Linked DNA regions of Homo sapiens: region 1 is linked to region 2. Evidence: read pairs that join two places in POLR2A ChIA-PET (ENCODE). Cell type or tissue: Panc1. All regions are shown on one strand.

The links. Peaks named below come from ENCODE experiments on the same cell type or tissue, not always from the same donor. Only the 100,000 strongest peaks of a DNase experiment are listed, where the experiment ranks them.
Region 1: POLR2A ChIA-PET joins it to region 2 with 6 read pairs; 2 of 35 experiments call an interaction of 5 or more read pairs at or near these places.

Annotation. Positions count from the first base shown.
Region 1 is chr3:128,742,734-128,747,733 of GRCh38, reverse strand. The region is part of intron 1 of RAB7A (RAB7A, member RAS oncogene family); the gene reads right to left. Among named protein-coding and RNA genes, the nearest start is that of RAB7A, 19 kb to the right of the region's middle. In Panc1, no CTCF peak of the experiment used is centred here; no DNase peak of the experiment used is centred here.
Region 2 is chr3:128,842,319-128,847,318 of GRCh38, reverse strand. It overlaps MIR12124 (microRNA 12124), which reads right to left and starts at 511; the gene lies at 411-511. It also overlaps the pseudogene MARK2P17. RefSeq lists enhancers at 1-43, 44-1,041, 1,004-1,053, 1,042-2,039 and a silencer at 1,254-1,463. In Panc1, CTCF peaks have their summits at 817 and 1,016; no DNase peak of the experiment used is centred here; H3K4me3 peaks cover 831 bases; H3K27ac peaks cover 419 bases.

The DNA of each region.
Region 1 (5,000 bases), 100 kb after region 2:
TGCAGGCCCAAAGACCCACCACACAGCTAGAAATAAAGTGGCACCAATGGACAGCTGAGGCCAAGAAATAAACCAAGTATGTGGGGTGGCTGAGATTCATTTTCTTTTCATTTCATTTCATTTCTTTATTTCATTTCATTTCATTATTTCATGGAGTTTTGCTCTTCTTGCCCAGGCTGGAGTGCAATGGCGTGATCTCGGCTCACTGCAACCTCCGCCTCCTGGGTTCAAGCAATTCTCCTGCCTCAGCCTCCCAAGTAGCTGGTATTACAGGCATGTGCCACCATGCCCAGCTAATTTTGTATTTTTAGTAGAGATGGAGTTTCTCCATGTTGGTCAGGCTGGTCTTGAACTCCTGACCTTAGGTCATCTGCCCACCTCGGCCTCCCAAAGTGCTGGGATTACAGGCGTGAGCCACTGCGCCCGGCCGATTATTTTTTAAGAGACAGGGTCTTGTTCTGTCACCCAGGCTGGAGTACAGTGGCAGGATCATAGCTCACTGTAATCTCAAACTTCTGGGCTCAAGCAATACTCTTGCCTGATCCTCACAAGTAGCTAGGGCTACAGATATACACCAACAAGCCTATTTTTTTGTAGAGATAGAGTATTGCTATGTTGCTCAGGCTGATTAAACTCCTGGCCTCAGTGATCTTTGCCCTTCGGCCTCCCAAAGTGCTGGGATTACAGGTATGTGAACCACCGCACCCAGCCTATTATGTTTCAGTTAATATGATTTTTAATTACCAAATCATAATTGTATACATTTATGGGTACCATGTGATGTTTAGATATATGTATACAATATGGAATGATTAAGTTAAGCTAACTAACATATATCTATCACCTCAGAAAAACAATTACCACGTGATATCACCAATGTGTTGAATCTTAAAAAGTTGAACCCCGGCCGGGCCGGGTGGCTCACACCTGTAATCCCAGCACTTCGGGAGGCCAAGGCGGGTGGATCACGAGGTTAAGAGATCGAGACCACCCTGGCTAACATGGTGAAACCCCGTCTCTACTAAAAAATACAAAAAATTAGCTGGGCGTGGTGGCATGTGCCTGTAGTCCCAGCTACTCGGGAGGCTGAGGCAGGAGTATGGCATGAACCTGGGAGGCGGAGCTTGCAGTGAGCCAAGATTGCGCCACTGCACTCCAGCCTGGGAGACAGAGCGAGACTCCATCTCCAAAAACAAAATAAAAAATAAAAAATAAAAAAATAAAAAAAATAAATAAAAATGTTGAACCCCAACCCGGTCAATACAGTGAGACCGCATCTCTACAAAAAATAAAAGTAAACAGGTGTGACAGTGTAGGCCTATTGTCCCAGCTCATTGAGAGGCTGAGGCAGAAGGATCACTTGAACCCAGGAGTCCAAGGCTGCAGTGAGCTATGATTGAGCCACTGCACTCTAGCCTGGGTAACACAGCAAGACTCTGTCTCTAAAAATCAAAGAAAAATTTAAAAGCTAAAAATAAACAGTTGAACCCACAGAAGTAGAGAGTAGACTGATGGTGAACAGAGGCTGGGGTGGTGGGAGAGAGAAATAATGGAGGGTTGTTTATCAAAGGGTACAATGTTTCGGACAGGAGGAATAACTTTCTAATCTACTGCACAGCAGGGTGACTACAGTCAATAATAAATATTTGGACATTTCAGAATATCCGAGTCTATTTCAAATGTCTCCTTGCATTTAGAATAGAAAGCAACAAGATCCCGAGCTCCATGGATCCTGACAATACAGCATGGCAGGTCAGCCAAGCATGGACTTAAATAGGTGCCAGGGGGCGCTGGTCAAGAAGCCCACATTGCTGTGTGACCAGCACACTCAGCTCAGAGGACTCAACCAGCAGAGGATGGATGTGTGCAAACTGCCAACAAAGTCTCTGCATGGGATTCAAGTCAAGAGGACAACTGGCACCCCTGTGGCCTTCAAAAGCATCCTATTCAAAGTAAGGGGTGAGTCCCTCCATCCCACCTGGAGCAATGTCAGAGCCTGGACTGTGTTTCCTGGAACACTTCTCCCCTTCCCTGCTCTTCTGTGTCTTTTCTTAATAAGATGGTGCTCACCCGGGCCTGGTGGCTCAGGCCGGTAATCCCAGCACTTTGGGAGGCTGAGGCATGTGGATCACTTGAGGTCAGGAATTCGAGACCAGCCTGGCCAACATGGCGAAACCCCGTCTCTACTAAAAATACAAAAATTAGTTGGGCATGGTGGTGCGCGCACCTGTAATCCCAGCTACTCAGGAGGCTGCGGTGGGAGAACTGCTTGAACCAGGGAGGCAGAGGCTGCAGTGAGCTGAGATCATGCCACTGCACTCCAGCCTGGGCAACAAAGCAAAACTCTGTCTCCAAAACAAAAAAAAAGATGATTCTTAATAAACTACTGTTTCTTCCAAATTTTACAGTACAACTGAAACTCCAGAAAGATGGGTCACATCTAATTTTGCTGTTTTGCACCCTCCCTGCAGAATTGGGGCAGTGCATACCCTAGTTTAGGCAACAGGTAGACACGCAGTACTTGAAGTTAACCAGAAAAATTTAATGAAAAAGTGACTTCAGCCGGGCGCGGCAGCTCACGCCTATAATCCCAGCACTTTGGGAGGCCGAGACGGGTGGATCATGAGGTCAGGAGATTGAGACCATCCTGGCTAACACAGTGAAACCCTGTCTCTACTAAAAATACAAAAAAATTAGCCAGGTGTGGTGGCGGATGCCTGTAGTCCCAGCTACTCGGGATGCTGAGGCAGGAGAATGGTGTGAACCCAGGAGGCAGAGCTTGCAGTGAGCCGAGATCGCACCACTAAACTCCAGCCTGGGCAACAGAGCGAGAATCTGTCTCAAAAAAAAAAAAAAAGAAAAAGAAAAAAAGAAAAAGTGACTTCAGAGAAGTATCAAGGAAACCTCAACAGCAAAAAATTATTACAAGTGGCTCTGAGCCAAATGCAGGGCAGAAACACACACATTGTATGTGACCTCACACTGACATTACCTGGTTAGCTTTTCACAAGGACCAATGGCAACTTTAAATCCTGTGGGCCTGTGTTAATTGGGCCAAAAGGTCCACAATAGGATAAGGAATTCTTGTGAACCAGGCTGTGCTGGGAGCTATACAAGTGGCACAGGTGTGGTCCCCAAAGCAGCTTAGCAGATCACTTGGCTGTGCTGCTGAGGTTCCCAACTGGATAATGAAGGAGTGTGGCCTTTCCACTGTGATGTTTTCTTTTTATTACAGTGGAATGTAGTCGATAATAATGCATCATATTTCAAATAATAATGTATCATATTTCAAAATATCTAAGAGAATAAATTTCAAATGTCTCCCAAATGGATCAGTCCCTCTAAGAGGGCTGACCCAGGTATGGGCCTTTCTGTCTGCCCAAATCTATTGGTGAACCCCTCTAATAAAGTTTTCATCTCAGTTATTGTACTTTTATGCTCCAGAATTTCTGTATAGTTCCTTTTTATAGTTTCTATCTTTTTGAGACTGGGTCTCACTCTGTCACCCAGTGGAGTGCAGTGATGTGACCATAACTCAATGCAGCCTCCAACCGCAGGGCTCAAGTGATCCTCCCACTCTAGCCTCCCAAGTAGCTGGACTACAGGCATGTGCCAATTTTTTTTTTTTTTTAAGAGCAAGAATTTGGCCAGGTGCGGTGGCTCACACCTGTAATCCCAACACTTTGGGAGGTCAAGGCAGGTGGATCATCTGAGGTCAGGAATTCAATACCAGCCTGGCCAACATGGTGAAACCCCGTCTTTACTAAAAATACACAAGTTAGCTGGGTGTGGTGGTGGGCGCCTATAAACCCAGCTACTCGGGAGGCTGAGGAGGAGAATCGCTTGAACCCAGGAGATGGAGGTTGCAGTGAGCCGAAATCATGCCACTACACTCCAGCCTGGGAGACAGAGCGAGACTGTCTCAGAAAAAAAAAAAAAAAGAGAGAGAGAAATTATTTTGTCATGTTGAATAGGCTGATATTGAACGTATAGGCTCAAGCAATCCTCCCATCTTGGCCTCCCAAAGTGCTGGCGTTACAGGCATGAGCCACTGCACCCAGCCTCTTTCTTGATTTTGTTCAGAGACTGTATTTCTGCTCTCCTTCAGTTCTTCATCTGTGGTTCCTTTAGTCCACTGAGCATATTGCTGACAGTTGCTCTAATGTCTTTGGCTAGCAATTCCAATGTCCAAGCTGAGACCCCATCTCTACAAAAAAAATTAGTCAGGCATGGTGGTACACACCTGTGGTCCCAGTGAGAGGTGACAACATGCTGGTGGCCCTTGCTCGCTCTCAGCACCTCCTCGGCCTCGGCGTCTGCTCTGGCCATGCTTGAGGACCCCTTCAGCCTGCTGCTGTACTGTGGGAGCCCCTCTCTGGGCTGGCCAAGGCTGGAGCCGGCTCCCTCTGCTTGCAGGGAGTTGTGGAGGGAGAGGCATGGGCGGGAAACTGGGGCTGCGCGCGGCACTCGCGGACCAGCGGGAGTTCCGGGTGGGTGTGGGCTTGGAGGGCCCCACACTCGGAGTGGCCGGCTGGCGCCACCGGCCTGGGGCAGTGAGGGGCTTAGCACCCAGGCCAGCAGATGTGGAGGGGGCACCGGGTCCCCCAGCACCGCCAGCCCACCTGTGCCACATTCGAATTCTCACCAGGCCTCAGCTGCCTCCCCGTGGGGCAGGGCTCTGGACCTGCAGCCCGCCATGCCCGAGCCCTCCTGCGGTGGGCTCCCGTGAAGCCCGAGCCTCCCCGACGGGCACCGCCCCCTGCTCTGCAGCGCCTGGTCCCATCGGCAGCCCAAGGGCTGAGGAGTGCAGGTGCGCAGCATGGGACTGCTGGGCAGCTCCGCCCGTGGCCCTGGCACGGGATCCGCTAGGCGAAGCCAGCTGGGCTCCTGAGTCGAGTGGGGACTTGAAGAACTTTTATGTCTAGCTAGAGGATTGTAAATACACCAATCAGCACTCTGTGTCTAGCTAATCTAGTGGGGACTTGGAGAACCTTTATGTC
Region 2 (5,000 bases):
CTTTACATGCTAATAATCTGCCCTTCTGTCCCCTAGATGTCTGCCTTGTGCAACATGGAATGATGAAAATCTAGAAACTGGAATCTAACTCCTGGCCCTAGTCAGGACTCAGGTTTTGTGAAAGGGAGAAAAAAAAAAAAGCAACTCCCCATCAAAACCAATACCTAGTCTAGAGCCTGATATAAGCGCCACTCAAAACATGTTTCCTTCCATTATTCTTCTATAGCCAGGTAACTATTCCTAAAATAGAAGCCCCTGAGACCACTGAGAAGCATTGCAGTGTGGAGTGACAAGGGTCTGAGAGCCGGTCTTACTGTCCCTTGTCCCCCAATCACAGTTAACATGAAGCCGAACTCCAGAGAAGAGCCAGGCCCATAGGGCATTTAGATTTTACTCCAAGTCTAATTCCCAGTCCAGTGCTCCTGCCTCCAGCATCTGCATTTCCTCTGTCCGCCTGGCCGAGGAAGGGGTGCGTGGCAGAGTGCAGAGCATGGGGAAAGAAAGCGAGGCCCACGGGTAGCCCCAGGAGGGCGGTGCGATGCATTCAGCTCTCGCCCCCTGCCTGGGTGCAGGCCTCCAAGTGGGTCTTCCTGTTTCTCCATCTTCTGAGGCCCAAAGCTTCCTCAGAGCCTCCGTGGGTCCCACCCCCGCACCCATCACACGGTGTCTGGGCCCTGCCTGCCTGGCTCACATCCCCACCCCCACCCGCTGCCCTAGTTCCATCCTGGGACAGCCCACTGGGCACTGCGGTTCCCCCTCTTAGAAGACTTTCACAGGCCCTGCCTGTCCCTTTTGCCAATCAAGTGAATGTCATCTCCTCAGAGAAGCCCTCCCTTAGCACCCCATCTGCAGTAGGGTCACCCCCATCTTCCATCATCACTTTTCCTGGTGTTTCCTTCCTAGCCCCTGTCCCTACTGGGAGTTTTCTGTACTGATAGACCAGTCTCTCTCGCCCACCAGGGGGCCAGCGTGTCTGTCTTCTCTGTCCCAGCACACTGAATGATTATTTGTGGGCATAAATGAAATGAAGGCCCCCGAGGTGCTGTGGCCCTGGTGCAGCCACGTCCCGGCGGGCGGCACTGAGGAAGGACAAGCTCCAAAACCCAGGGCTCCAAAGGACCCATGGAAGGTCGGGAGGCTCAGAGGAGTGACCCCGCGGCTGGGCCAGCGCTTTGAGGCCCGTAGGGACCCAGCTGATAGGGCTTGGGTGAGACCTCCGGAGGCGCTGAGCGGGCCGGGAGCCGCGGGACCTGCAGAGGGCGCCAGTCCGTGTGGGGGCAGCAGCGCCAGAGGGCCCTTGGCCTTGGCCTTTGGCGGTTGAGTGTGGGTTTTTGGCGGTTGAGGGCGGGCAGTTGGCTGTTGGGCACCCCGCCCCTGCCGCCTGGCCCCGCCCCTGTCTCCATGGAGACCCGAGGCTACCCAAACGGCATCTCAGCCCTGCCAGGCAATCCAGGACTCCCAGCTGAGCCTGCAGCAGGGCTCCTCCCGAGGGGCTGTGCATGTTTCCCCGGGGTGGGGCTGAAGCCAGAGCCCGGAGGTTTGCCCGTGGGGCACGGATCCCCCTGTCACTCGCCCCCACGGGCTGCAGTGAAGGAGGCTCTGATGGGAGGATTTCCAGCTCCTACCCTGCAAGGATATGAACCCCAGGGAAGGCATTCCTGCTCTGGGGACTGCCTCCCTCCCCAACATCAGAGCCAGCCATCGCAGAAGCTAGGCCAAGCTGACCACTCTTGTCTGTGATCTCTGCTAGGGAGGCTGAAAGAACATCCAGCCCCACCCGTGGTTCCTTTCTGCCTCAAGCTATATGACAATACGACACCTTATCTATTTTTTCATTTCCACTGGAGACACTAGTAAAACAATTCCTCACCCTCAGCCCCAGGGAGCGGCCCCCACTAAACCAGCTGATGTGGAATTCCTGGGTCAATGCTGGCCGGGAGGTGCTGCTGACACCATACAGAGAACCTGGGCACCTGCGCCCCCTACAGCCCTGGTCATGGTGGCTAGGGGATTCCAGCCCGAGAACATCTCAGTGTCAACACTGGAAAAGAAATCAACTCTCCCATGGCACATACCTCGTTTTAGAACACACAAAAGAACAGAAGAGGAAGCGCTCCACCATCAGAGCAATGGCCCTTCCTCCTGGGGTTCCCATCTGTCCTTCCCCGTCTGCCAAAGTTTCCACCTTCCCAGCAAAACCAAAGGGGGCTCAAAGCAAGCCAGTATTTCCTACTTGTCATTTTCAGTTGCCCAAGCAGGGACAGAAGTCAGAGAAAGTCAGATAAGAGTCTTGTTTCCCCCAAGAGAACAGGACTAGGAAGCCAGAAGCGGGTTGGGGACCAGGTGGGAATGCTGTGGGCCCCCTTGTCTCCCCAGTGTGCTGCTGTCCTTAAAATCCACTTTGGGAGTGAGGGTCCTCCAGGTGTCAATACTGAATCTCCCTCCACCCAATGCCAGTTTGCAACCCCAGACGGGGTCCCTGTGGGCTCTGCTTGAGCTCCCGAAGGGCCGGCCCCTCAGAGTCTGTCTTCCCCACCTTGCTGCCATCCACCCTCGGGAAGTGCCAGCCCTGTGAGAGGAGGCGCCCTCCCCAGGCCTGGCTTCCACTGGCACTGGACAAGGCCATAATTGTTTCTGGCCCATGACCTGTGGTACAGCCTGACATCTCTTCTCTGGAAGCCAGGGCTCCAGGCTCAGCCAGCTAGGCTGGATCAAGAGACCATAGGGAAGTGGCTTCAGGCACCAGAACAAAGCCCACAAAGAGAAAGCCCCCTCCAGTATCAACTCATGCCAGGCCTCAGGAGCCGTGTGGCCCTAGGTACAGGCCGGGCAACCTTGGCTTGTTCACCTCCCTTTGCGGCAGCGTAGCTAGGAGGCACCATAGAGCCGGGATCGGCCTCCACCTCACCTGGCAAAAAGATACAAAACTATGGGATCCTTGACACCATCCGCCAGGGAACTGGCCCGGCATAGGCTAACTGGGACCCAAATTGTCCTCCAAATCATCCCTAAGAAGGCTGGCCTTGCTCTCTAGAGAGAGAGATGAGTATCATGAAGACTCTCTATCACCCAAATATCATTCAGTTCCACCAGGTGACTGACAAGGTGGAAACCATGTATGTGGTGATGGAGTACGCCAGAGGAGGAGAGCTACAGCACCAGATATGCCACCAAGGCCACATCGAGGAAGAGGAGGCCTGAACCATGTTCAGGCAGATTCTGTCAGCCCTGCACTACTGCCACTTGAAGAACATCACACATCCACACACAAAACATGCTACTCAATGAGGAACGCAATATAAAAATCATGGACTTTGGCTTTAGCATGACATTCGGGGAGGCATAGATGCTGAAAACATTTTGTGGCGCGCACCCCTACGTGGCCACGGAACTCTTCCTGGGCCAGGAGTGCCAGCGCCACCATGATTGTATGGAGCCTCCGTGCCACACTGTATTCCATGGTGGCCGGGGCCCTGCCCTTCTACTCAGGGAACCCTACAGGCCTCAAGAAAAAATGATCAGTGCAGAATACCGTTCACCACAATTTTTTTCCCCAACGAATGGAAAGACTTATTAAAAAGTGACTAATGCTGGACCCCAAGGAGTGTCCTTCACTGGAACAAGTGATGAAAAATCCATAGGTGAAAAGTGTCCAGAGGTTGCCAGTCACACCACACCAAGAGCCACTCCTGGACCACCCGAACCCCAAACAACCCAACTTGTGGTGGCCATGGGATTCCAGGCCAAGAACATCTCAGTGTCATCAATGGAAAACAAATCAACTATCCCAAGCAACCTCTCATTTTAGATCACAGAAAACAACAGAAGAGGAAACACTCCACCATCAGAGCATCGTCCCTTTTTCCTGGGGTTCCCACTGTCCTTCCCCATCTGCCAAAGTTTCCATTTCCCAGTAAAACCAAAGAAGGCTCTAAGCAAGCCAGTATTTCCTACTTATCATTTTCAGCTGCCCAAGAAAGGCCAGAAGTCAGAGAAAGTCAGATAAAATTCTCCTTCCCCGCAAGAGAAAAGGACCAGAAAGCCGGAAGCAGGCTGGGGACAGGCTGGGAGTGTTGTGGGGCCCCTTGTCTCCCTAATGTGCTGCTGTCCTTAACATCCACTTTGGGGGTAAGGGTCCCCAGGTGTCAATACCGAATCTCCCTCCACCCAGTGCCAGTTTGCAACCCCAGAGAGAGGGTCCCTGTGGGCCCTGCTTGATTTTCTCAAGGGCCCCTCAGAGTCTGTCCCTCTGCCTTGCTGCTGTGCCCCACTGGAAGTGCCCGCCCTGTGGGAAGCAGGCCTGGCTTCCATTTGCATCAGACAAGGCGAGAGTTGTTTCTGACCTGTGACCTGTGGTAGAGCTTGACATCTCTTCTCCAGAAGCCCAGGGCTCCAGGCTCATTGAGCTGGGCTGGGTCAAGAGACCACAGAGAAAGGGGCTCCAGGCACCAGGGCAAAACCCACAGACAGAAAGTGCCCTCCAGTGTCCACCCAGGCCGGGCCTCAAGAGCCATGCAGCCCTCAGTGCAGGCCAGGCAACCTTGGCTTGTTCATCTCCCTTTACCTCCAGCAGCCTCTGTTGGGGGGACATTCTTCTTGGGAGGGACTGACAGCCATGGAGGGGTGGGAGCAGGCCTGAGCAGGGTGGGGTCCCTAGAGGCAACCCAGAGAGCAGGGTCAGGCAGCCGAGGGGCTCCAGCTCCACTGTCCAGGTGAGGAAACCGAGGCTGAAGAGAAATCAGGTAGCATTTCTGATATGGTTTGGCTGTGTTCCCACCCAAATCTCATCTTGAATTGTAACTCCCACAGTTCTCAAGTGTCGTGAGGGGAATGTGGTGGGAGGTAATTGAGTTATGGGGGCGGGTCTTTCCCATGTTGTTCTTGCGATAGTGAATGAGTTTCACCATATCTGATGGTTTAAAAAACCATCTGTTCCCTTCCTCAGAAGACTTCCACAGGCCCTGCCCATCCCTTTTGTCAATCAAGTGACTGTCACCACC